Linked DNA regions of Mus musculus: region 2 is linked to region 1. Evidence: chromatin loops called from intact Hi-C (ENCODE). Cell type or tissue: gastrocnemius. All regions are shown on one strand. Links, peaks and the distances in the headings refer to the core of each region. The heading gives the core; the rest is flanking DNA. Region 1 overlaps Tbl1xr1 (transducin (beta)-like 1X-linked receptor 1). Region 2 has its middle 21 kb from the start of Gm31813.

Evidence for each region. Hi-C counts contacts between places; a loop is a spot of excess contacts. Peaks named below come from ENCODE experiments on the same cell type or tissue, not always from the same donor. Only the 100,000 strongest peaks of a DNase experiment are listed, where the experiment ranks them.
Region 2: a loop joins it to region 1, with 1.9 times the contacts of the local background. A loop is called at or near these places in 1 of 42 quality-filtered maps.

The regions. Positions count from the first base shown.
Region 1 is chr3:22,139,179-22,151,901 of GRCm38, reverse strand. Tbl1xr1 (transducin (beta)-like 1X-linked receptor 1) reads right to left here. Exons shown (of 16, transcript NM_030732.3): 2 at 2,894-2,960. Among named protein-coding and RNA genes, the nearest start is that of Tbl1xr1, 69 kb to the right of the region's middle. In gastrocnemius, for the core only: CTCF peaks have their summits at 7,443 (motif pointing right) and 8,465 (motif pointing left); DNase peaks (open chromatin) are centred at 7,415 and 8,417; H3K27ac peaks cover 683 bases.
Region 2 is chr3:21,979,307-21,992,029 of GRCm38, reverse strand. No RefSeq gene overlaps it. Among named protein-coding and RNA genes, the nearest start is that of Gm31813, 21 kb to the right of the region's middle. In gastrocnemius, for the core only: no CTCF peak of the experiment used is centred there; no DNase peak of the experiment used is centred there; H3K27ac peaks cover 1,627 bases.

The DNA of each region.
Region 1 (12,723 bases), core at 6,000-8,499:
GATAACCAACATTTGGATCACAGTATGGAAATTGTCAGAAAAGATAAACAAAAACACCTGCTTGCTACAAAAAGCCTGCTCAGAAATCCAAAAAGAACTTCTTAAAATCTGAAATCAAAATCTCACATAACTCTACCATGAATTAACCAAAACAGAAGCAATCCAAATGCCCACAAAGCAAGACACTAATCAAAGAAAAACATGCATAAGATGGTGTGTTCTTCAGCCTCTGAAAATAAGCAGGGAACAGCATAGGCGTTATGGTGCACATCTTTATTACCATCACTGAAGAGGAGACAAGACAGGTGGATGGATCTTGGTGCGTTCCAGGCCTGCCTGGTCTACATATCAAGCACCAGGCTAGCCAGGCTAAATGAGACCCTGTCTCAAAAAACAGACAAGGCAAATAAGATAGAGGAAATCGTGCTTTGGCTTCAACATGGATGGACTTCCAGACACCATATATAGAAACTAGAAGAGGACAATCAGGCGAGACAAGTATTGTTAGAACGCTGTTTCCAGAAAGGACCTAACCTATACCCAGAGAAAAGGAAATGACAGCGGTGCAGGTCTAGACAGACTTCTAAACGCTCAACCACTGCTGCATTAACAACAGTGAAGACAGCACCTGGTTTGTGGTTTCAAATGTGAATGCAATATGTACTTATATTCCTTCTCACATGAAAAAGTTAATGCCAGTTTAAAGCAGAAGAATGATATTGCAATTATGTAGGAGTATGCAACTTCTAATAGTGAAATATTTAGGAATAAAACTGATGTGTCAATGGCCACACTAATCAGGCAGCAGGGCACATCAGGGCAGAACTTATCAGAAAGAACATCTGTAAGAGGGGCTGTGGGTGGCAGAAGGAGCTATAGCTTTCCTCTCTAATACATGTTTGAAGCAAAAGAGTAAAAATCATCACATGACATGGTCACCAATGAATTCCAGAGAAAAATACAAAATAACTTGCACAGGAAAACTGCCAGTTCCAGTCATGTGAAGTGTATTTTAAGAAGTAAAGCAATATAAGCTCCATGTATGGTCCAGAGAAGGTGGCAAAGGGGTCACCAATCCCCAGTGTTTATATCAACAGTGCTCACTAGGACCAGGCCCTCTCACCAAACACCTGCACATGAAAGTTTCAGAGGAAACCGGGAAATAGTCTCTTCCTTATACTAGAAAGGACTGGCATGCAGGTACCCTGATAGATGAGTGACAAGCGGACAGGAAAAGCGAGTCCCTGGGGAAGGAGGCTTCATGCCCAGGGCAAGACAAGTTTACACACTCTTCCCAGCAGTGCTCGGCTGAAAAGTCACTAGTTTATTTCTGTGATTTTCTATTTAATATCTTCAGATCATTGTTGATGTAGCACAAGTAATAAACCTCAGCAATTATAAATGTGGGGTATGGAGGACTGCCGTTCACTCTACTATTTATTTATCCCCAAACACACAACAGCCAAATAGGAGGAATACAGTTAAAAGGCTCCAGTGGCTGGTAATGGCTGCTGGGGGTGGGATGTCCTTTCTCTTCAGAAGTGTAGCCACTCGAAAGCTGCCTCAACTCCAGCAAATAATCCTACACCCATTCACCAAAATAAACCATGATTAAGCCTATGGTGAATGCATCGGTGCACACACGCCTTCATGCCCAGCACTCAGGAGGCAGAGGCAGGCCGATCTCTCTGAATCTACCGCAACCTAAGCTAACAGGGAGACCCAATCTCAAAAAGAAGAAAAATAGGGGGTCCAGGTGGTACATTCATATGCTAGAGAGAAGGATTATTCCAGAGGGAGTGAGGGGGGAGGGGGTTAGAAGAAGAAAATGAAACAGATGTCACACAGATTGTCAAATAAATTTTTAATTGAAAAAAATTCTAAGACAGGGAGCAAAGGCACCCCAAACATACAATATTAAAGTAGGATAAAATCATTCTGAATTTTAGTTTGTGAAACCACTTAACCTATAGCACAAATAAATCTTGGGAATTTAATACAACACTACTATTGAATTACCACAAGTCACCAAATAGGAAATGTGGTGATTATTACATAACAGCTGAGATTTATTTATAATTCAAAGTCAAAGACTTCTAAACCTTTCTAAAGAGATAAAAGTGTCTTCCCCCCTAAAGTTAACAACTAAATAAAAATGTAAAATATTATACATTTAGCTGCATATTAACTAGTAACATCAAGATAAGCACAATGTCCCAAAACTCACTAAAATGATTAACAAAAGTAAAGGAATTATTACTATCAATATCAAATTTTTAACAAAAACAATTCTACTCACAAAATGTAGTTCATTTCACACAAAAGATCATATTTCCATCCTATTTTTGGCTGAGTGAGAATGGCCCCCACAGTCCCCTGTATTCACGTGCTTGGGTCCTAGGTTCTGAGACTGGGAAGAACTAGGAGGTGTGGCCTTATTGGAGGAGACACATCACTGGGGTAGACTTGAGGTCTCAAAAGCTCGACAATTCCCAGTTAGGTCTCTCTGTCTCATGATTGTTGTGTCAGCATGTAAGCTCTCAGCCACTGCCCAAGCACTGTGCCAACCTGACTACTGCCATGCTCCCAGCCTTGGTGGTCATGGACTCTAACCCCGTAAAATAATAATAATAATAAGCTCCCATTAAATGCTTTCTTCTTTAAGTTGCCTTAGTCATGTTGACTCAGCACAACAATAAAAAGTAAGACACTAGGTAACCATAAAAATAACAGGAAAATGAGAATGTTTAAAATAATAAACTTTTGAGCTTTCTGAGATTTTTGAGAAATTTTTAATTCTCAAACGTCTCTAGAAAACAAGAATCAGCACAGCTATAAAGCACTAACATAACACACCATGGTACAGGAGAAAAAGGAGAGGCACCTTACTTACCATTGGCAGTGCATTGATGTGAGGATGAACAACTGGATAGCCAACCACCAATCACAAGTTACTGAAGCTAAGAAGAAGGAAAACAGTTTCAGCGTTCTTAAATTCAATCTAAGGTTTCCCATACCAAGCTCTGCATATTCAAAATACTCATTTATACAAGTTTTTAGTATTCCACCAGTGAGACTGTCCAGCACAGCTGTGTTACAAACTGCAGCAAACACTGCATGCCTATATTCCTGAGGGGCTGATGCGGCAACTGACCAGCATCTGAGGAAGGTCATGCATGACCTCCCCAGTTCAGCTCGATCCCAGAGAGTGTGACTCCATTAGAGTTCATCAGACATGACCACACGCCATGGAAATGATGTGAACTTCCATTCTATATATTTTGAAGAGAGACACATTTAACCGGTTTTGGAATTGTTTCAATCACATGTCAGGTGCTAATCTCAGAGTTCACATCTCCCAGGCTTTCTACTGTTCTGGTGAGTGACTCACAGGCCCCAACACCCATGGAACATCTGCAACAGAAAAGTCATGTTTGTTCTGCCTGATAAAGCTTGTCAGCTTTATGAGGGCTCATTTATTAATTGTTGATCTTACTGCCTGTGCTATTTATTGGTGTTCTGTTCAGGAAGTTATCCCCTGTGTTCCTCACTTCCTTTTCTATCAGGTTCGATGTATCTGGTTTTAGGTTGGAGTCTCTGATCCACATGGACATCAGTTTTCTGCAGGATGATAGAAATAAATCTATCTGCAATCGTTTACATGCATATATTCAATTAGATGAGAACCATTTGTTGAAGATGCTTTCTTTTTTCTGTTAAATAATTTTGCCTTCTTTATCAAAACTCAGATGCCCATGGGTATGCGGATTTATGTCTGGGTCTTCAATATGATTTCACTAATCAACTGTCTGTTTTTATACTAATACCATGTGGCTTGGCTCTGTAGGACAGCTTGAAATCAGGAATGATGATATTTCTGGAAGTTACTTAATTATTCAGGATAGATTGTTTTAGTTCTCCTGAGTTTTCTGGGTTTTCCTATAAAGTTAGTATTGTTCTTCAAAAATTGTGTTGTAAATGTGATTGCATTGAATCTGTGACTGCTTTTGGTAGGATAGCCATTTTTACTATGTTAATCCTACTGATCCATGAACATCCATCCAGCCTATAATTTGTCCTGCCTACAGGATGGGGGTGGGGGAGGACAAAGGTGTTACAGAAATTGTGGGATTATCCAACCAAATGATTGGTCCAGCTTGACACCCATGCCACAAGAGGGAGCCCAACCCTGACACTGTCTGGAGAGCCAGGACACAGAAGATAGTAGCCCAGAGACCTAGCATGGAACCAAACACCACTGGGGAAAAAAAAAAAAAAAGTCAATGAATGAAATGATTCCTAATTATATTCTGCTATACATATAGATCAGTACCTAATCCAACTGTCATCACAGAGGCTTCGTCTAGCAATTAATGTAAACACATGCAGAGAGACCCACAGCCAACTATTAGGCAGAGCTTAGGGAATCCTGCTGAAGAGGAAGAAGTATTACAGGAGGCAGAGGAGTGAAGGACACGTCAAGAAAACCAAAAGAATCAACTAAAGTGGGCTCATAGGAGCATGAAAACTGAACTGAGAACCAGGGGCTTCATGGATCTGACCTAGGCTCTCTGCATATTTATTAGAGGTGTGTAGCTAGGTCTTCTTGAGGAATACCTAACAGTAGCAGGAAGGTGTGGGGTCAATGGGGACCTGTCTCTGATTCTTCTGCCTGCTTTTGAGGCTCTTTTTTCCTCCTACTGGGTTACCTAGTCCAGCCATAATATGAGGTGAGGTACCAAGTTTCACTGCAACTTGATATATTATGTTTGGTTGATATCCATGGGAGGCATGCCCTTTTCTGAAGAGAAATGAACGCAGGATGGATGGGGGAAGGTGGGGGTGGGAGGCTGGGAGAGGAAAGGGGATGGGTACTTACAGTCAGGAGTTAATAAATAAAGAGAATAAAGTAAAAAATATGTTTCATGTGCCACATCTAAGAGGTGATACTCAGAAGGGGCACTGTTCATCAGTGCAGAGTAGGTAGCACCAAACTGATGCCACCAAAAGGAGGGTAGTCACAGCGATGGCTAGAAAGGAGAGTTTACACAAGTCAGCAATTACGATCACTAAGCAGCATTCTGATAACCTATGAAAGCCACGGTCTCTTTGGGTTTGTTCCTCTGGTTTTATTCCTCACTGAGCACCCAGGTATCCTAGCACCATGGCCATGCTTACTGGAGACCCAGAACTCAACTTAGCATTAGAGTTACAAAAAGTCATGGCAACCTACAGCAGTCCACTGACCTACAGCTCTCGATGGTATAGTACATGTGAAACATTAGTTTTAGGTATGAGGAGCTGCAGGCTGAGAAATATTCTATACCCAGCACTACAGAGTCCCAACAAAGCATAGCTGCCATCAGACTCTGGTGACCTTAGGGCTACTCACAGTGAACATCATTTATTTTACTATAGAATATAAACTTTTAAAAAGGATTTTTACAATGTTTACTTCTGTGTGTATTTGTGAATTTATAGGTGTACCTGACATGTGTGTGTAGGTATGTATAAGTGCCTGCAGAGACCAGAAGAGGGAAGACACTGGACCCCTAGGACTGAGTTACAGGCATCTGCCTGCAAGCAGGAGGTGGGGGGATTTCTGAGTTCAAGGCTAGGCTGGTCTTCTACATAGCGACCACCAGAAAAGCAAGGGAAAAAAAAACTGTAGGCACAGTTTGCACAGAGACTAAAAAGTATGTGCCTGCTTCCTTGGCAATTATTAATTTCAGACACCTATGGTGAGTTCCATGGCAGCCAGGGCTATACAGAGAAACCCTGTCTCGAAAAACAAACAAACAACAACAACAACCAACCAAAAAAAAAAAAAAGGCAGATAGACACAACTATGTACAAGTAGTTTAACCTAAACGAAAGGATTTCCTAGCAACACACTGAAGGCCATGTTACAATTCTAGGAATCACCTGTACTACCCAGTCCGTTCTTACATCAATATGCAGCTTCTTCATAAGAATCTTCTTATAAAATTCAGTTTAAAAGTAGACACTATAATCCCAGTTCCACAGAACAAAGTCACAGTGACCACTGACATCTGCTGGGAGATGGGATGACAGTGGGGAATGGTGTGCTGTCCAGGCAGCACTGTGGCCCATCAGGAACGCAGGATGGGTGGGGGAAGCTGCACTGGAGGCCGGAGCCCTTATCAAGTATCCAAAACAATGTTGTCACCTAAACTGAGCATCAATAAACCAGCAATAATGCCCCACCCATCTGCATGTCTAACCACTCCATCTTTCTATCTTTCCACACAACATTTCTTGGGTAAAATACTGAACCAGCCCATTCCAGTTAGTTTCCCTCTTTCCAGGGCTCTTTTCCTTCCTTGGCATCAGTGAGAATTTTCCTCACTACACCTACAGATATACTTAATGGGAGTTCTACTGGTTATCTCTCCTCAACACCCTTTAGTTTTTTATTTAACTTTTCTTTAGACTATAGATCCTTAAGGTAAATATCACTTAAATAGTTAAGTATAAAACTGTTTCTATGGCATCAAGAGCAAGTTCATCTTCAGTAAAAAGCAGACAGAGAGCCAGGAAGCAGAGGCAGGCAGATTTCTGAGTTCGAGGCCAGCGTGGTCTACAAAGTGAGTTCCAGTACAGCCAGGGCTATACAGAGAGACCCTGTCTGTCGGGGGGGGAAAAAGCAGATAGACACAGCTGTGTACAGGTAGTTTAACCTAAACGAAAGGATTTCCTAGCAACACACTGAAGGCCATATCACAATTCTAAGATGAAGGATCGTATTTGCTTATGGCCACCTAAGTGCTGTGCAGCACATTTAAAAAGCAAATCACAAAAAAGAAAAAGAAAAAAAAAGAGAAAACTTTAAACTTGTAAGACACATACTTGCAGAGAAGTTAACTAACACTACAGATGTGCTTTAATCACAGGACAAATGAGACCCAAGCTGCAAACCTGTGTCCTGCACATCATCTGCCCTTTACTTTACATTTGCTTTCTAGAGACACAGTCCTGTCTGCTCTGCAGCCCAGGTTCCAGCACTTGTGCACTATAGCACTTTAGGACTGGTTCTCCATCAGCTTCTCCTCTACCTTGGCCTTCAGTCCTCTGTCGCTGCCTCCACAAGGCACGGACATTCCGGTACTGGAAATGCACTTGCAAAGACGTTCTTCCCTCAAACCTAGCCCCACTCCTTCCTGGACTGTCCCTTGACCACTCATGGAGAGGGTGCTCCCATAGCTGTCTAGCATGCCTCCCCAGCCTTTTCTGCCATCAAGGCTTATCTGCTCGCTCAGCTTGCTATTCTTCCATAAGTAAGAATAGCACCTGGAAGATATGTAGTCCTTGGATTCACTGCTCTAACAGTACAGGTGTGGGATCTAGGCACAGACCAAACACAAGGGCTGAAGAGGCAGTGGCTGGCTGCTATTCTCATGACAGCCTTTTCACACAACTTCCAGAAGGTGGCAGGGACAGACTGACTGACATTCCACTAACAGAAACTAAAGTACACCTCATGAATTCCAAAGCTGACTTTATAGATTGTTAAGGTTCATTCAGTCTCCAAACAAAATAGCTCTGTTTTTAAGCTACTATCAGCATTTACCTAAAGTGAACAGCGCAATAATCTTAGGAAAGGCCTTTAGCATAGACACTGGGACTAAGCAAATATCTTCCAAGTAGTGCTTTTTAATGTAGTTAGGCTTTTTATTTTATTTATGAAAAAAAATAACACAATTATTTTGACTAGATCTAACAATAAATTCATTTGGCCCACTGATTCAAAAATGTGGCTCCTGCCCCAGGAAAAGTGCAAACCCAACAACCATCTAGTCTACAGGCCTTAGTTCAGTAGCCTGTGCAACAGTGTAACAAGACTGCCATGAGTTTCTATTCTCTGTGGAAATTCTGGAAGTCACATTTAGACCTGAGGAAAAATTAAAATCTTACTAGAGCTAATTGTGTTCGTTAAGATAGACATAGCTGCAGTTCACCCCAGCTCTATAAATAAAAGGTGAAAAAGATTTTATTAAATGAATTCCTAGGGAAAACGTCACAGAATTCCAAGTGGCCCTAGTACATGATTTCCAAGATGATAAATGGACCAATTCCAAATGGGGCCAATTTTAAAGGAGCTATATACTAAATCAGTTCCACCAGATCCTTCCTCATTTGCTGATTAAAAAAACAACAAGAAAAATATATCAATTATCTTCTTTGCATGTCCAGCAATCCTCCAGTGTAGAAGAAAGCCTTTGAAACAGTGTACACTATGCTGAGCTGATAGCCAGTCATACACACACATGCACACACATGGGTGCACACTCACAATTGTTCGAACCCTCCCCCAACACACACAGTGCTACAGACACACACACACACACACACACACACACACACACACACACACACACGCAGCTTACCAGACACCAAGCATACGATGAGGTGAGGGTAGCTCCCCCTGCAGGAAGATCTGAGAAGCAGCCTGGTCTCAGCTGCAGTCAGAAGCCTCCCCATCCTCTGTCCTTGCTTTCACTTCCATTGTTACTCAAGTTACTTGGGGAAACTGGAGCCAAAGGGTTGTAAATTATGACCTTACTTTTCCTAAAACTGGACAATTTTCAAGACCACACATCCATACAAAGATACTTAAGCACCCAGTAACAACCTTCAGCTGAGTTAGTCTCATTGTGCATGATGCAACTGTACCTTCCATTAAACAAAAAAATAAACCACCATGCAGAAATACAGCAAAAGGTTACCAATGATTTCAAAATTCATCAGCTCAAATTCAATTGCAGCACAGTTTCTAAATTAAAGAGTGAGTCAAGTTTGTTATTAGTTACCTCTCAGCATTTGGGAGGTAGGATCGGGAGGATCATGAGTTCAAGGCTGGCCCCATCACATGAGACCCTGTCAAAACAAAATTAACAAGGCCAAAGTTTAGTTGTATAAGTTTTAGGTTTGAGCCAGGAATGCTGGCATACACCCATAACTCACGGTCAATCCTGACCTACTCAGACCACATCTCAAAAGGACAGAAAAAGCCTTCAGTTCACTGGAAGTAACAATTTCAACAAACTTTTGCTGTTACTAAAAAACAAACTGAAGATTCATGTTTAAAAAAAAAAGTCTATTACTTTTTAAAATGTGTGAATACATCACTATTGTTCAGGTATAACAAATTGTTCCTCTCCTCTTAAAATTATAAATTTGTGATACAGCTCACAATGCCTAAGAAATACTAGGTTTTTGGTGACACAAATATGTGTTATGCCTTCAAAAACAAAACAAAACAGTAGTTTAGGGGAATGAAACCGCCAGGAAAAGGGAAGCTACAGGAACTGCACACGTATCTAAAGGCAGGCACGGGCAATGATACAAACCCACAGGCATGCTGGCGAGGGGAGAAGAGGGGCTGGCACTGTCCCTACTAGACCACACTCTCCCCAAGCGCTGAGGAGAGGACTCATAGTATCAAGACTGAAACAGCACAACAGAGGTGAGAAGACTTAACCTGCAGCACCCTGGGTCCTCACTAGATAATGTCTCTGGGGCAGCAGTTCTCAGGTGGTGGGTCACATATCAGATATTACATTATAATTCCTAAAAGTTGCTACTTACAATTGTGAAGTAACCATGAAATAATTGTATGGCTGGGGGTTACCATAATATGAGAAACTGTATGAAAGATCCACAGCATTGAGAAGGTTGAAAACCACTGATCTTGCGTAAGACCTGAACATCACTTGAGCTTCAAAGCCTCTACCAAGTGACCAGAGGGGTGGAGAGCCACTGGCTGTTAAGAGGGGCAGAGAGTGTCCTTCTTATTCTAATTATTATCCTGTAAGAAGTGGAGCAGAGGATGGCTTCTTTTAATATTAGACTGTACAGTAAGCAGAGCTGAGAACTAGAGAGAGACACCACAAGTGAGCTGACAGCTAGTCACCTCATTTCAAGACTAATGATGAGGAGCCAGAAAAACTCACTGTCTCTCCAAACTTCAATTACAAAGGAAGCATAATAATGACCTTACAAAGAGGCCACAGAAGATACAAAACAAACAAGATACCATGGAGATCTTTTAATAAGAGACATAAAAGGAGACACAGCATGAACTGTTTTTAACTTGCACTTAAGATACAGACACAGAAAATCTGAGCTTCTGTGATGAGCACAGTCTTTAGCAGAAGTTAAGATTCCTCTCCCTCTTTCACAGTGAATGGAGTGGAGGCAAGCAGAGTGCTCCCCCTCTGTCCTGGCAGCTCTGGGAGAAACAGTTAAGCATCACAAGGTTGCCCACCTCATGTGCAGCTACAAGGTCAGGAGACAGCACTAGGAAAGAGTTAACAGGGCTCTGTAAAGACTAGAAGAAGCACAACCTCCGGCCAACATTAACAGCATGGCCAGGGCCTCCGGGCTTAAGCTCTGAAGAGTACTAGGGCCCTGGGAAGATGCTGCACTCTACCCTGCATGCAAGCAATCTGGCCTGGAGAGGGGCCTAGGACTAGTTAGTTCCAACTACCCACTGGAAAACATATCAGAAACAGTCTTCACAAAACAGGTTATTATGCTTCAAGCACTTGAATTTCTCTCGCTGAAACATCTGTTGTAATCTTCCATCTCCTACAAATAAAAGTGTAATCCCTGAGAGGTGCATAGGTATTCTAACAGAAATTTACCTACTGTTGTATTATGGAGGGCATCATAAACAATATCAAATGCTACTGAGGAGATACATAAGTCAGCAATGTTTCTGTTAATTGTTCATAATATGTTCTATCTGAAATATTATTAGTAGTGTATATGTGAATGTGTGTGTAAGGGCACATACCCACTCATGCCACAGTGCATACGCAAAGGTCAAAAATGTATCATCTTTAGGAGTTGATTCTTTCCCTTCTAGCTCCTAAGACTCAAGTTGTCAGGAATCCCATTTATTACCTGAGTAATTTTATCAGTCTGTCTCTAAATATTTCCATGAAAGTATTCTGACACAGTTAGAAAAGATTTCCAAAATTTTCCCAAAACATGTTATACTAGGAAACAGGAAAATGTCACTAAAAGAGAATAAATGTGCAGTCACATAAGTTCTAATACTGCTTAGACAGTAAACTTTTTCTAAAATAGCTACAGATACTCGAAGCATTCCCAGAAAACATATATACCTATCACCACTACTTTAAAAACATTTCACTGGTAAAATCAAGACAACCAAAGCTCTTTCAAGTGTGAAGTTGCCCCTTGGCCTCGGCCTTGTTCTATGGGATCCCTCCCCCCCCCACCCCCCAACTGTGTCCCAATGAGCAAGAAGAGAGACCCCAGGGAGGCTAGCTGGACTTCTTTTCCTGGTAAATTTCCTGGACTAAAGTTCATACCTCCGTCACTCCTACAACACACTGAGAGATGGTGGGCAGCACACAGAGAGGAGGACAGATGGACTTGAATAGGGAGAGAATGGAGATTCTGGAAATGGGCCAACCTACAAAAAAAAAGTCACCCTTGAGAGAGAGAGAGGTGTGAATGGGGTACATAACCCAAGCTTACGACCACAGCCTGCAATGAAGCTCAGCCCATGGACAGGCTCAGCTCAGCCAATGCCCATGAACCTTCATCACAGCCCTCACCCATTCCCCCAATGGGTGGGCAGCACTGGTATACAGCATGGTGATGGCACTTCTAATTTGAGAGTTCTGAAATATAAGGCACCTTTCCCACGCTGGCTAGGTACTACCTATTGTCTCATCACCTACCAAGCATGTCTGCATTTGATTATCAGCCTGACATCCTCTGAAAGCTTCTAAAAATAAAAAAAATAGAAAAGGTGGCCCCACAGAAGCTACACCTTCAAAAGAAAGGAAAATATCCCCGGCCTTCTGCCACATAGCCCAGAATGTTTTTAATTAACAAGAAAATGTTAAGGTGGGGGAAGAAAATGATTCATCTAGTTAGTGAAGGCACCTGCTGCCTGACAGCCTCAACCTGATCCCTGGACCCAAAAGGATAACTGATTCCTACAAGTTGCCCTCTGGCCTAAACACACACACACACACACACACACACACACACACACACACTCTAAGCCAACAAAATTGAAATTATTTCATAAATAGCATAGAAAAACTGTTTCAATAAGAAATTGAAAATTAAACGCAGTTTTTAGCTTTGTATAGGTTATTTTGTGCATTAAAGGCCAAAGGCAAAGGGATAGAAGATTGTTCTTCTAGGGGTGACAAAATGTACACTATACAGTAAAGTTTGCACCTGTCTCAAAACCAAGTTCAGTGAGGCTCAGAAATCCCAGACTAAGATCAGATGGTCAGAAAAATCCAGAGCTCGGGTTTTGACCTACCCTCCCAAGATTGGGCTTAGAAATCTTTGCAAAAGCTTGGTTCTCTAAAAACTTATTCCAGAAAAATGTAAATCCTCACGTTACTGAGAAAAGAAGATCCAGGTGCTTATTCTCCGAAGGGAGGAGTGAGTCCAAAAGGATCTTACAGTCTCTTCAGCAGAGCCATGGACTGACTGGGATCCTACAGCAAAGCATACAGTCTATTACCTACCATTTACCCTGCCTAGCCTGCTGGATACTTCTGAGATACAACTTTACACAGCTGATTCATTTCTTAAATACTCTTGTCTAGTTATGTAAAACATACACACGGAGAGAAATAAGGGACTTCATATCAAAGTTTTGTTTATAACTGTCTTTGTTCTATTACTATAAGAACTTTGTAA
Region 2 (12,723 bases), core at 5,690-8,189, 160 kb after region 1:
CGAGCAGAGAAGAGGAAATTAAGAAAGCAGGTGGAGGAGGTGGCACAAGAGAAGTTAAGGAACAGAAAAAGAAAGAGGAAGTCGGGGGGTGGGGGTGGGGGGGGAGTTAATGTGGGCACACAGCAGCCTTCGTGGTGATCAAGAAAGAGAAACCACTGGGGCCACAGAGTAGAACTCAGTGGGGTGGCCTCTGCATTGGTAGTTCTTAAAGGCAGGGGGACCAAGCTCCTGGCTCTGTGCCTGACTTCTCAGGACTGTACCAGGCTTCCCCGTAGCGCAGGCTGTGACTCGGGTAGGGCATCCTCTTGCACTATGGATTCATTTCTCCCAAGGTACTTAATGTGTACTCACACATGTGTGCATGTGTGTAAGCCGGGGGTCCTCTTCACTCTCACCTTGTTTTTGAGACAGTGCTGTTCACTAAATCTGGATTCACCAATTTGTTTAGACTAGACGGTCAGCAAGCCCCAGGGATCCCCCTGTTTCTAATCCTCAGCACTGGGGTTATGGTTGCATGCCACTGCATTCTGTGGGTGCTGGGATCCAAACTCACATTCTCATGCTTGTGCAGCAAGCTTTACCTACCAAGCCATTTCTCCATCTCTAAAATAGTCTTTTCGGTGTGTGTGTGTGTGTGTGTGTGTGTGTGTATTCCAATATGTAGCCCTGGCTCACCTAGAATTCACTTTTTCTTTTTTTTTTAACAAACAACAACAAGAAGAATAACAACACAACAGGGGTCACGTAGTCCAAGTTAGTTTCAAACTTGCTGTGTAGATGATAGCTTCTGTTTCAGATCCACCCACCTCTAACGAGTGAGTTTTTAAGTTACAGGGCTATCTCACTGTATCTGTTTTGTGAGGGGTTAGGGATAGAACCCAGGGCTTCATGAATTCTTTGTGAGTACTCTCGGCACCTGGTTTCCATTCCCAGTCCTAGAAATAACACTTTGATAATAGAAATAAAGAGATGTTAAGTGCACACCAAAGTCTTCGAGTGTGCATATGAAGTGACTCTAATTTCACGAGCCCTGCCAGGAGACAAGACCAGCTCCAGTGAAATTCTACTTGTGGGCCTCTTAAGCGAATTAAGAAGCTCTGTTAGGTTGAGGAGGATGATGACTCATGCCTGTAATCCTGGCACTTTAGGAGACTGAGGCAGGGGGATATTTATAGCTAAGCAAGGGGTTACATAGGAAGACCATGTTTCAAAAAACCAAAACCAAAGCCCTAACAAACAAACTAAAAGAAATGGGGAGTTCCCAGTTGAGACTTTATTAGGGCCAAGATTTCTCAAAGTATATTTTACGGTCTACTGGGCTCACCAAATGCCTTTAATGGATCAACCTGGGTTACATGCTAACGACTTTGTGGAGAGTCACAAAACATGAAATGTTCAAGTCTCTGAGAATTCCTCTAGTAAAAAACAACGGCATCTATTTGTCTCAATGTTAACCACGTAAACTTGGCCCTTTAAAAAATTACATGTGGGTTTTTTTTTCATTTTGTGTGTATGTGCAAGTCATAAGGCAACTTTGTGGAATCATTTATTTCCTCCCCTCTACATGGGCACCAAATGAACTCAAGCTCAGCTTGTCAGGTTTTCGTGATAAGTAACTTTACACCCTGAACCACCCCTCTCCCCTCTTCAATGGGCTAGTTTTACATGCAACTTTTTTTTTTCTTTTTAGCACTTATGCCTCAGAGTTAGTATTGAGGGGAGTATACAAAAGGACCCTTCTGTACTATGTTAGACCAATGACCTGAAGTTACTATTCCCTCACCACCCGAACCCCATACTCTGACTTTTCCCCTAGTAAATAAAATGATAATTGCTGGACAGTGAAACCAAGCAAAATTACATAAACATACCAAGCTATAGGAGACATTTCCTGCTAAAGATTCCTTAAGTTTGGCCATCTAGCTTTTCCTGCATGCACACCCATCCAACAAGTAAGTTTCCTCTGAGAAATGCCTGCAGCATCAATAGCAGCCAATCAGAATCTCTAAGGAATGTGACTTAGTCAGTTGCTAGACTGAGCTGATTTCATTCAAGCCTCAAAGCAAAGAAATATAATACTACAATTAATTTGAGTTAATGAGGTAGATACAATTGCCTTTAGAAGTTTGTCTTGCTGATTCTAAACACCTGTGAGGACAGGCATTAAATATACATGAGACATATAAACAGTTCATTAAATGCTGTTAGTCTGTTTCTGTAGCACGTGTTGATTTTCTTTATTAACATGCACTAACAAGCTTGATCATGACATTTTCTTACACGTATACAACACACATGCACACGTTGCTTTGTACTCAAGATCCCATGAATCTAAGGATTAATTTATATTATCTGAGACCCTTGGGAACCAGCGATAGAGATAATGTATTGTGAAGAGAATGGATATGTAGCTTAGTTGGTTGAGTGTTTGTCTGCATAGCGTGCAACCCTGGCTTCAGTGCCAGCATTGTAGGAAGTGGTGTTGTATGCCTGTAATTCCAACTCTTGTAAGGTAGAGGTAAGAAGGCCATGCCATCCTCAGCCTCACAGTAAGTTTGAGCCTCACAGTAAGTTTGAGGCCAGACTTGGAATATATGAGACTCAGTCTTGGAATATTTTTTATAAAAATAAGAAAATGATAAAGCATGACAAATCTGTTAGTCTTTAAGGAATCATTTTTACTCCTAGTTAAAGATGTCTACAGAATCATAGCTATGAATTTCACTTTACAAATGACAAATTTTATGTTAATGATCTCATTTAACTCTCTGCACATAATCTAAGCACCAAAGAATGCCTCATAATATAATTTCCAGGATTTGCCTCCCTCTCTCCTCCTGTTTTCTCAGGTGTTAGAAACCTATTACTAACCAACCTATATAGAGATGGCATTTATTGGACGGACACTGCAGACATGCACACTTTGTTTTACTGTATAGACTTCCAGGAAGCACTGACAAATGAGATCCAGGAAGAGCCAAGATGTCACTGGGCCTTGAATGCTGACCGTTGAGAATGGGAGGGTTGTCTGTATTCTCCTTCTGCTCTTCTTTCTGTGTTGGCTGAGTCCCTCACTGGCTTGGTCTAAGTAGAAGAAGAGATGTTTACCAGAAATACATGATTCCATGGAACGGATGAGAACATTTGAGAACAGATTTCAACTCGGACTTCCTGGCACGGCTATGGGCTGTGAAGAAGAGTGATGGTCTGTGGCTGTCTCCACAGGTGCCATGGATCAGGGCCTTCACATGTGGGTGGGAAGTGTGCTTATCATCATAGTGAAGGTGCAGCCTGGGAGAGTAAGAAACTGAATACTGGAAACAAGCTAGGTGTGTACTCCTGCTGATGTGTGCTCCACATAGTGCCTCAGGGTCTACATGTTCTGTCGATTATATCATTCTATCAAAGGAGTCCTCAAGACACCATGCATGACTATATACCCATTCACAGTGAGATGAGGATCGCTATTAGTGGAAACCCCTTGTGAGTGTTGCTTTTCAAGGTAGCTAAATCTTCTTTAGTTCAATCTAAAATAATGAAAGCCCTGCTTTATTCAGGCCTAAGGTACATACACATGGCAGAAACATGTTCTCCTCACTTCCTGGGTTAAAGGTGAGACTGCTGAGGGAAGAGCAATGAGGAAACAACTCATGACCACAGAAAGGGGTGTCAGTCAAGACTGTTTCCTTATGTAACAGTGGATAGTGAGATAACGGCTCAGGGTTTGCGTTAGACTTTAAACTCCAACGGACGAAGCTGTTGCCTCCCACGGCGTCTCTGTGTGCAGATGTCACAACCACCCTCCCTGGAGGAAAGGAACATGAGAGAAGATTTGGGGAAGAAAAGCCACAGCTCAAGGAACTGAAAAGGAGTTGTTGCCTTCCAGGCAAGTGTGTAGGCTAGGGAAGGCCCCGAGCAGAGCATGCTGTGTGTGTTAGGAGCCTGACGACTTGGACCATGTGAATTTTCTCATTTCTTGTTACTTCTAATGCTATTGATCAACTGTGTGAAGGGAACTTTCTCTGCACCTTCTGCTTTCACAGTAAGAGCCCAATATTCATGTCTGGTTTTGGTAGTGAGTCTAGACTAACAGTGAGATGGGTAAGGGAAAGAGAAAACCTCCCCCCCCCCTCCCCTTTGTGGTTAATGGTGTCAGAGGCTGTAGGAGACTGGCAGGTGTTTAGAAACCAGCGTGAGTCATTCTGCATCTCAACTTGGCTGGGCTATGGGGCTGCATATTCAGTCAAGCATTATTTTAGATGTTTCTGTAACATCTTTGGGTGAGATTAACATGAAAACCAATGGATTCTTTGTGCAGCAAGAATACTTTTTATGACATGGTGGGTTCCGTCTAGTCAGCTGAAGGTCTTACTAAAGACTGATGCTGACCCGAGAAGTTTAGATTTAGTAAGGCCCCATAATCACGTGCATTAGTTCCTGAGGAGATACTTACTCCTCTAACCCTCATCTGTAGGAGGTTCAGCTCGCTAACTTGGAAGCTCTTTCTACAGTCAACCATAATGTAGAGATTGTTCCAGCAAGAGTTCTGAAATCAGGAAAAATACAACAACAACAAATTTAAATGCCCAAATATCAGAGGCTATTTATTTTATTCAGTCCTTTCCCTTGTTTTAAATCAGGGTCTCAAGTTGTCTGGTTTCCTTTGATATTTCTATATAGTTTAGGATGACCTTGCAGATATGTGCCACCACAATCCCTTTACACAGTGCTGGGGATTGATCCTAGGTCTTTGTGCTCATTCGACAAGTACTCTGCCAACTGACATACATCCCTCAGCCCTCATCATCAGCTTTTGACACAGAATTTTTGGCAGGGTACCTGTTGGCTTGGTACAGAATGTGTCTGTCCCCTGAGCCAACATCTTCTTAAAATGGCAGACGAAAATAAACCCAGCTGAGTTGGAGATAGTCATCCTGGCAACCACACATCTACTTTTTCCTGGAACATCAACTCTTAGGCAAGGACTATTTGCCTCTGTGCTAACTCAGGACCAGGACCAAGTCCTAGAGAACACCCCGTACCTCTGATGACTCTGAGAATGGACTCTGCCAGTGTAAGTGACTGGACTTGGCTTGGAACTCAGTGTTTTCTCAATTGCAGATCTTCACAAAGCTTGTGTTAATTGTTCTCCTACAACAGATAAGCCTAAGGTGTCCTGTTTAAGGAAATGTTCCTCTTTGAAAAAACTGCCTGTACTATAAACCCCTCCCTGAGGGGAGGACGAGAAATGTGCCCAGCTCCAAGATGTGGCCAGACAGCATTGTACAGCCTGGTAACTCTAGTCAGCCCCACCTTCAAGGATCCAAGTTCAGCAGAGGTGAAGAGTGCTTTCGTTCTGGTCACTCATTCACCAGGGGAAGCTGGACACCATCCGGTGAACCTGGTCTTGTGAAATCAGACAACCTAATTGCCCTTTACAGCTTGGTAAATGATATACTCCAACTGTGAGGGCTAAAGTTATATTTTAAGTTTTAATTCCTGTGCTGAAGGGATCTATAAAACAAAAATGTCTCTAACCTATAATGCAGATAACTTTCTCTGCCCACGGACAGATAACTTCCTGGATTCTGGGGGCTACTATTCATGCAAGATAACAAGCCATGAAAATGTTTTCACTTCTGTAAACAAGGTTGGTTGCTTCAACTTCTCAGGATGTCCTTAATCACATGGACCAGGAAGTACATAGGCAGGATGTATGCTTACCCCCAAGGCAGCAAATACACAGCCTTGTAGGTTGTGCCTTTATAATCACCAGATTAGCACAGTGTGAGGCCGTTTTCTGGGAATCCTGAGTATGGATCTGGGTAGAGTCCATAGTCTTGGCCAGCATTTAATAAAACTTACTTTAATTTTGGCTCAAAAATTGGGATAATGGTCCTATTCTCTCCCAGTAGGATCAACAGTAGGGCTCATAAAAGTTAATCCAGACCCAGGCTTCCAAGCTGATACCCTGGGTGATGAGCAGAGTGTCTAGTTGTCTAGCTGTGGATAGGACAAAAACCCTCAGAGGTTTCTACACCACTCTTGGAATCTTTGGAGAGGCCTTATATGCTGCCTCAGTAACTTAAGTGCTGGGACGGGGCATATAACTCAGTTGTAGAGTGCTTGCTTTGCATTCACGAAGCGCTGGCATCTGTCTCGGCACCATGTAAGTAAGGAACTGTAACACATTCTTGTGATCCTCTAATTTTGGAGGTAGAGGAAGAAGAATCAGTGTTCTTGGTTCTCCTCAACTATGTAATTAGAAGGGTCATCTAGGCCTAGGTAATACTCACTAAACTAAAAACCAAGGCAAATAACAACAACGAAAACCAACACAGATTCCATACACATCGGAAAAGCAGACTCTGGAGAGATTTCTAGAATGTTCTCCAATTTGGTTCATTCTCCAGGTTTTTGTTCTGTTTTGTTTTGTTTTTTACTTTCCAACTAATGAAACTATTTTATGTTGACAGCTAAAGTGGTTGGCTTTAGTGATTTTTTTTTTATTTCTTTTGGGTTGTTGAGCTTTGATCTTCCTCTTGGGGTATGACTTACAGTGGGCAGTGGCACCGTACTCTCAGTTTGTGGTCAGCCTGGGATCACAAATGTGAGCAACCAATACTCTCCAGCATGGTTGCTTAGCTGGTTTGTCCAGTAGGTGATGGGTGTTAAGTGATATTTTCATCTACTGAGGGGCTTATCAGGATATGATCTCATTGTGGTTGAGTAGCATCGTTAATTGTTTTGAAAACACTATTAACTATGGATTCCTTAAGACTTAATCTGTGTCAATTTATTTACATATGTTGCCTGTTTAAATCTTAACACATTTCACATCCAGTAGTCTTATTCCCCTAGAATCAGCAAAAAAGCAATGGTGTTACATAGCCACAATACCAGAATCATTATTCACTCTCTGTCGTGTGTGTGTGTGTGTGTGTGTGTGTCCTTATGCAGAGGCCAGAGAAGAGTATAGTATGTCTTTCTCTGATGGTTTCAGTTCCTTGAGACACTGTCTCCCACTGAACCAGAAGATTAGCATTTAGTTGGAGTTGCCTGGCCAATGAACTTTCAGAATCTGCCTGTCTCTACCGTGCAAAGCTGAGGGTATACAAGAGAGCAGCCAGCCATGCCTGGCTTTTTACTTGCATGTTGGAGATTTGATCTCAGGTTTTCATTCTTGCAAAGCAGGAGCTCTTAGCCATTGGGCCTCTTGAGAGGCATTATTTAAAATCAGGAGTACCTGCTACCACTACTCACATGTTGGAATCCTGCTCCCTGAAAGGCAGTGTCTGGGTCATTTCCCTGGTTTACCTTGAAGGTAAACTGCAGCCAGGGCAGTTTTACCAGGGGAAAGTAGGAGTGGGTGGAAGGTCCACTTTTTTTTCCTTGGAAAGATTCTGCAGCTCTGTATGGAAATCAAGAATGCAGGAAATAAGAATAACTGAATTTTGAGTCATCTTTGGTAAGCACTGTGTCAAATTTTAAATGGCAAGAAGCTAGCTGGGGAAGAACACAGTATTTTTAGAAGCTGAAATTTATTTTAACCAAACAAGTTAAAGAGCATGTGTTACATCTCCACTCCTGCTAGGATCTTTCAGATGACTCCTGCTGTGTTTTAAGAAAGAAACTGCTTAATGAAACTTACTATTTTGTAGGGTAACTAAAAAGGTTAATAATGGGGAAAAAAGGAAAGCTGTTCCTTCCATTAAGAACTGCAAAGTTGTTTTATTTTGCTTAACATTTCTTTATTCAGTGTGTGTTTGGAACAGCAGGGGGTGGGGAGGCTCTTGTTGGCTGGAGCACCTGAGCAGAGGTCAAGGGACCTCTGCTGCCTCTTTCTGCCACGTGGGCTCTGGGTATTGGAAGCGCTGTTGTACAACAAATCACCTTGCCAGCCTTGCTTGGATGTTTTTGAAAGTCACCCAAATTCTTTAGTCAAGTAGTAATGAGAAAATAAGCTTCATTTATTATTTACTTAGAATGGAATCACCAGAAATTGCATAGTTACTGCTGACTTGAATCTTTCCAGCTAGATATTTAAATAGATGGACTATATAAAAATGGTATTATGATACAAATGTTCTGCCACAGTTGATAGAATACTTGCCTGGCACATACAAAGGTCTGTGTTTGATCTTCAGCACTACGTATACCACACATGGTGTGCATGCCTGTAATCCTAGCACTCTGAAGGTTCACACAGGAAGATCAGAAGTTCAGTCATCTTTAGCTACATAAGGCTTCATGAGACACTATCCCAAAAGGAGGAAAAATTACCAAGATAACAAAACCACTGAATTTAAAGAAAAATCAAATGAAGTACATTGAAAAAAAAAAATCAAAAGTACGGAGTTTCAAAAGCTCGTTTTGTCTTTGACTCAGGGTGTGCTAATTACACTGACTTGATCATTAGCAACTGTCTGGATCTGTCAAAATATCTCACCATACCTATAAATTTATACAAGTACACATGAAGAAGAAAAGCAATTTCTCCATTAGAAGTACTTTCTACAGAAGCTCTTCAATGTTATATGAAAGGTTGTGAGAAACACTTAGAGGTAGAGGTATTTTCTTCAATTTTAGATAACAGAGAATGGAGGTATGTCACAGCCCCTACTGCTACTCCCCCATTTGTTGCGAGTTGTGTTCTTGCATTATCTTCAACTTGCTGGGACAAATGTCTGGGATCTTAATTTAGATCCTACTTTTGGAGTCTGCTTCTCTCGCTCTGGCTGTCTCATTGCTTTAGGTTTTGGGGGTAGTCACCTCAAGAGCCAGAGCAAAAGCAGAAAGAGGAAGAAGGGACTGCGGTCCCACAATCCTCTGCCAGGGCAAGCCTGCATGGCCTGAAGACTGTCCCTGAGGCGCCACCTTTCAAAGACAGTACCACTGCGAGGGGAACCCAGCCTTAGCAGAAAGAGCCCTGGGGGACACTAGTCGGCCATCACTGCAAAGAGAGGCCCATTGGACGTGCAAACTTTATATGCCCCAGTACAGGGGAACGCCAGGGCCAAAAAGGGTGAGTGGGTGGGCAGGGGAGTGGGGGGGGGTGGGTATGGGGGACTTTTGGTATAGCATTGGAAATGTAAATGAGCTAAATACCTAATAAAAAATGGGAAAAAAAAGATTTTGACTTTAACACCCTCTCCTCCTTTTCTTTCTTTTCCTTTGAATCTGGATTTCACCTATCTCAGACTTGCCTCAAACCCTCCGGGTAGTTGAGGGTGACCTTGAACTTCTTGTCCTCCCACCTCATCTTCCATATCTGGGATCACAGAGAGTTCTGCCATTCCTGATTTTTGAAATGCTGGAGCTAGAACTCGGGGCTTTGTCCATTTCACTAACTAGACGAGCATTCCACCACCAAGCTCCATAATTACTCTGTTCAAGCTGCCCCTATTGACAGTGCTCAGCTCTTGTGATTGTAATCTCTACCATGGTAGTGTAACTTCCCTGTGTCTCAAGCTCTCTGCCAGGCTTCACGCTCAGCTGCTTTCATCTTTCTTATGTTTTCTCTCTCACCTGCTTAAGTTTCACTGTCCTATTTTCCCAGGAGGTCACATGGCCCTTGTTCTCTGATTCCTTTATTTTGAAAAGATCCATGCTTGTCATCATTCTAGAATGATGTCCTTACTAAATGCTCCGGAGTCACTGTTTCTTTTCATTAAAATTTTGTGTATGTTTCTCCAAGGCTCAATCATTGTATGTTATTAAGGAGACCCATGAGGTCAGTTTGATTTTTTTTTCCTTACCAACCCCTCCCTTTTTAAAATTTTTTTAAGTTTATGAATCAAAATTCTCCAGAGAAATGGAACCAGGTGTGTGTGTGTGTGTGTGTGTGTGTGTGTGTTTTGTCATAAAGAATATGTACATAGGGTGGAATAGATGCAACTTAAATAAATAAGAGGTTGGTTTTTTTTAAGTTTAAAAACCACACTATTTAAAAATATATGTGGGCACATATGCACTACAGTGCTTAGTGCATTTCTACAGTTGATTTCAGGTTATCAGGCTTGGCAGAAGGTGTCTTTACCCACAGGACCATCTTGTTACCTCTACTTTGCTGTTGTAAAAAGTTAACTTAGTTGGTTTGTGTGACTCTGGAGGCTTGGCGTTTCCAACATCCATTTGTACATGTTAAGGTACAGACCCTGGAGAGCCAAGATGTTCCAGGACCACCTGGATCTGAAACACCAGGAGCCAGAAACTGATGGTGATGGTTTAACTTCAAGGCAACCGGGCTTGAAAGCAGCGCTAGTTACTTATCTTTGTAGTGCTGGGCATTGAACCCAGGGCCTTGTGTGGTTATGCAAGTGTTCTGTCAACTGAACTGCATCCCTACCTGCTTCACTTTTGGATGATCTTGACAAAATACTGGCCAGACTCAAGCCAAGGGAGGAAAATTTATTCTGGCTCATGGTTTCAGAGGGTGTCAGTCCATGGGAAGAAGATGCTGGTGGCAGTGGGAGTGTGAGAGAGCTTCTTCCCTCTGTGGTGGACTAGGAATCAGAAATGGAACAGCAGCTGGGCTCTAACCTCTAAAGGTTATCTACTTCTGCCAGTCAGGCCTCATCGTCTAAAAATTCCACAGCTTCCCAAACAGCACATCAGCTGGGAAGGAATCATTCAAACATGAGACTGGCGGGACATTTCAGATTCAAACCATGGTAGGACTCAATGAGAAGAGGTCCTCAGTTTTTCTCTGAGGGTTGGAGAAGACCAAAGATCAAGGCCTGAGAACACCCTTGGATTCAGCTCTCCCCTCTTGTCCTCCCCTCCCCTCCCCTCCTCTCCTCTTTTCCTTCCCTTTCTCTTCCCTCCCTTTTTTCCTTCCTTCCTTCCTTCCTTCTTTCCTTTCTTCCTTGACTCAGGGTCTCATGTAACCTCTGTTGTACAGGCAGAAATGACCTTCAGCTGCTCCTAACTTAGCCTCTTGAATACAGAGGTTGTAGACAACACCATGACAGGCTTATGAAGTACAGTTCAGGGCTTCATGCACGCAAGAGGCAAGCACTCTACCCAATGAGCCACATTCTCAGTCTAGTGCTAAATTTACACTTTGACTTTTGAAATTTTACACTCGAGTCTGGTGAGATGGCCTGAAGACCCAAGTTCAGTCTCTGGGCTATACATGGTAGAAGGAGAGAACCTAGTCCCCTAAATTGTCCTCTAGCCTCCACACACACACTGTGGTGCACATGCCTTGCCCTAATAAATGAATAGTTGTTCAATTCTTTTTTTACACTTTCAATTCCTGTAGTGCCCACGTTCCCTTGCCTCCTGGGCTCAGTGACTGGTTTTGCACAGATGGAGACCATCAGATCCCTTTGACTCTCATGCAGTACTAAGTTCACATGCTTACTAATTCGTGTTTTTTTCAAACAAGCTCAAATAATTTCCTTCTGGGCTTGAAGTTGGTTTTTGTTCTAGATCTTTTTCTTCCTCCCTCCTTTTGTCTTCCCATTCCTCCCTTCTTTCCTCTTTCTTTCTCTTCTCTCCCTCCACCCTTAATTATTTTCTTTCCAAACCTCTCTTCTGCTCTCCCCTCCTCTCATTCCTTCCTCCTTGACTTTTCCTCTCCTCTGTCCTTTCTCCTTGTAAGGCTGTCTTCCTCTCTTGCCTTTTTCCTCTGTCCATAGTAGACATCAAGTCCTTTTGACCCCTTGTGATTTCTGACCAAGGACTGAAATCTCACACCTTCTTTTACTGTTTACATCCTGAAGTGAACAGTTTCTATGGCTCTGGGGTCTCATGCTTATGATTAAAGCTGGAAGAAGCCAGCTTACTTTTATGGGAAGCCTCTTTCTCTCCCAAAGTTTGGCTTTTTAAATGGAACATTAACACCCATTCTCTCCTTGTTCTGCTGTGCTTTGTGCTGTGCTTTGAATCGATGCCTAAGGACATTCTTAAATCTATATTCTGTTCAACTGTTATGTGTTTGAGGTTATTCTTTATTTCATTTCCTTTCGTGTTTTCAGAAATTGTAAGCCAGGAATTGGAATGATAAGCAAGGGAACTAAAGAAATGGACTCACATAAGTCCAGTGACATTTTCTCTTTTTCAGTTAAGAAGTGCCATCTTGTTGCAATACAAGCAGACTATGTTTTGGAAAGGAAAGAGGCCTGGGCTTCAGAAGGATCCTTAGCATCCAGGCCTAGGGTTCACTGTCCACTGTTGCATCTGGGAGAGCTTCCTTGGCTCTCATTTCCCAAAGCTGTGGGATGGGATAAGAGCATCTGCCCTGAGTCCCTCTTAGAGCTCTCCAAGGCTCTAGTGAGGCAAGGGAAAAGGGTTTCCCTAGACTGTAATCTCAACGCTGGGAGACTGAGGCAAGAAGATGGTAAGATCATCAGGCAGCCTGACCTACAAAGTGAAACCCTTTGTTTTATGATTCAAAACACCAAATCAAGCGAAGGAATGAGCTAGTTGGGGGTATCAGAACATAGTGAGTGACAAGGAGAGGAAGTATGTTTACTCTGGCAGGTGTTCTAGGTCAGTTCTGCTGAGCTTGTCTGGTTTAAATGTTTACACAGTCAGAGACAGGTAACTCACTGTCTGTGATTTATGCTATCCCCGTTAGTATGCTTCCCCAGAGCTTTCACACTGAGGGGTGGCTAGCAGCATTATGTTTCGATTACGTTACCCTTCGTTCTGTACTTTGAGAGATTGGTACTGTTGTGTTTTACCTGGATAGAATTTCTTCTCAAAGTACAAGTA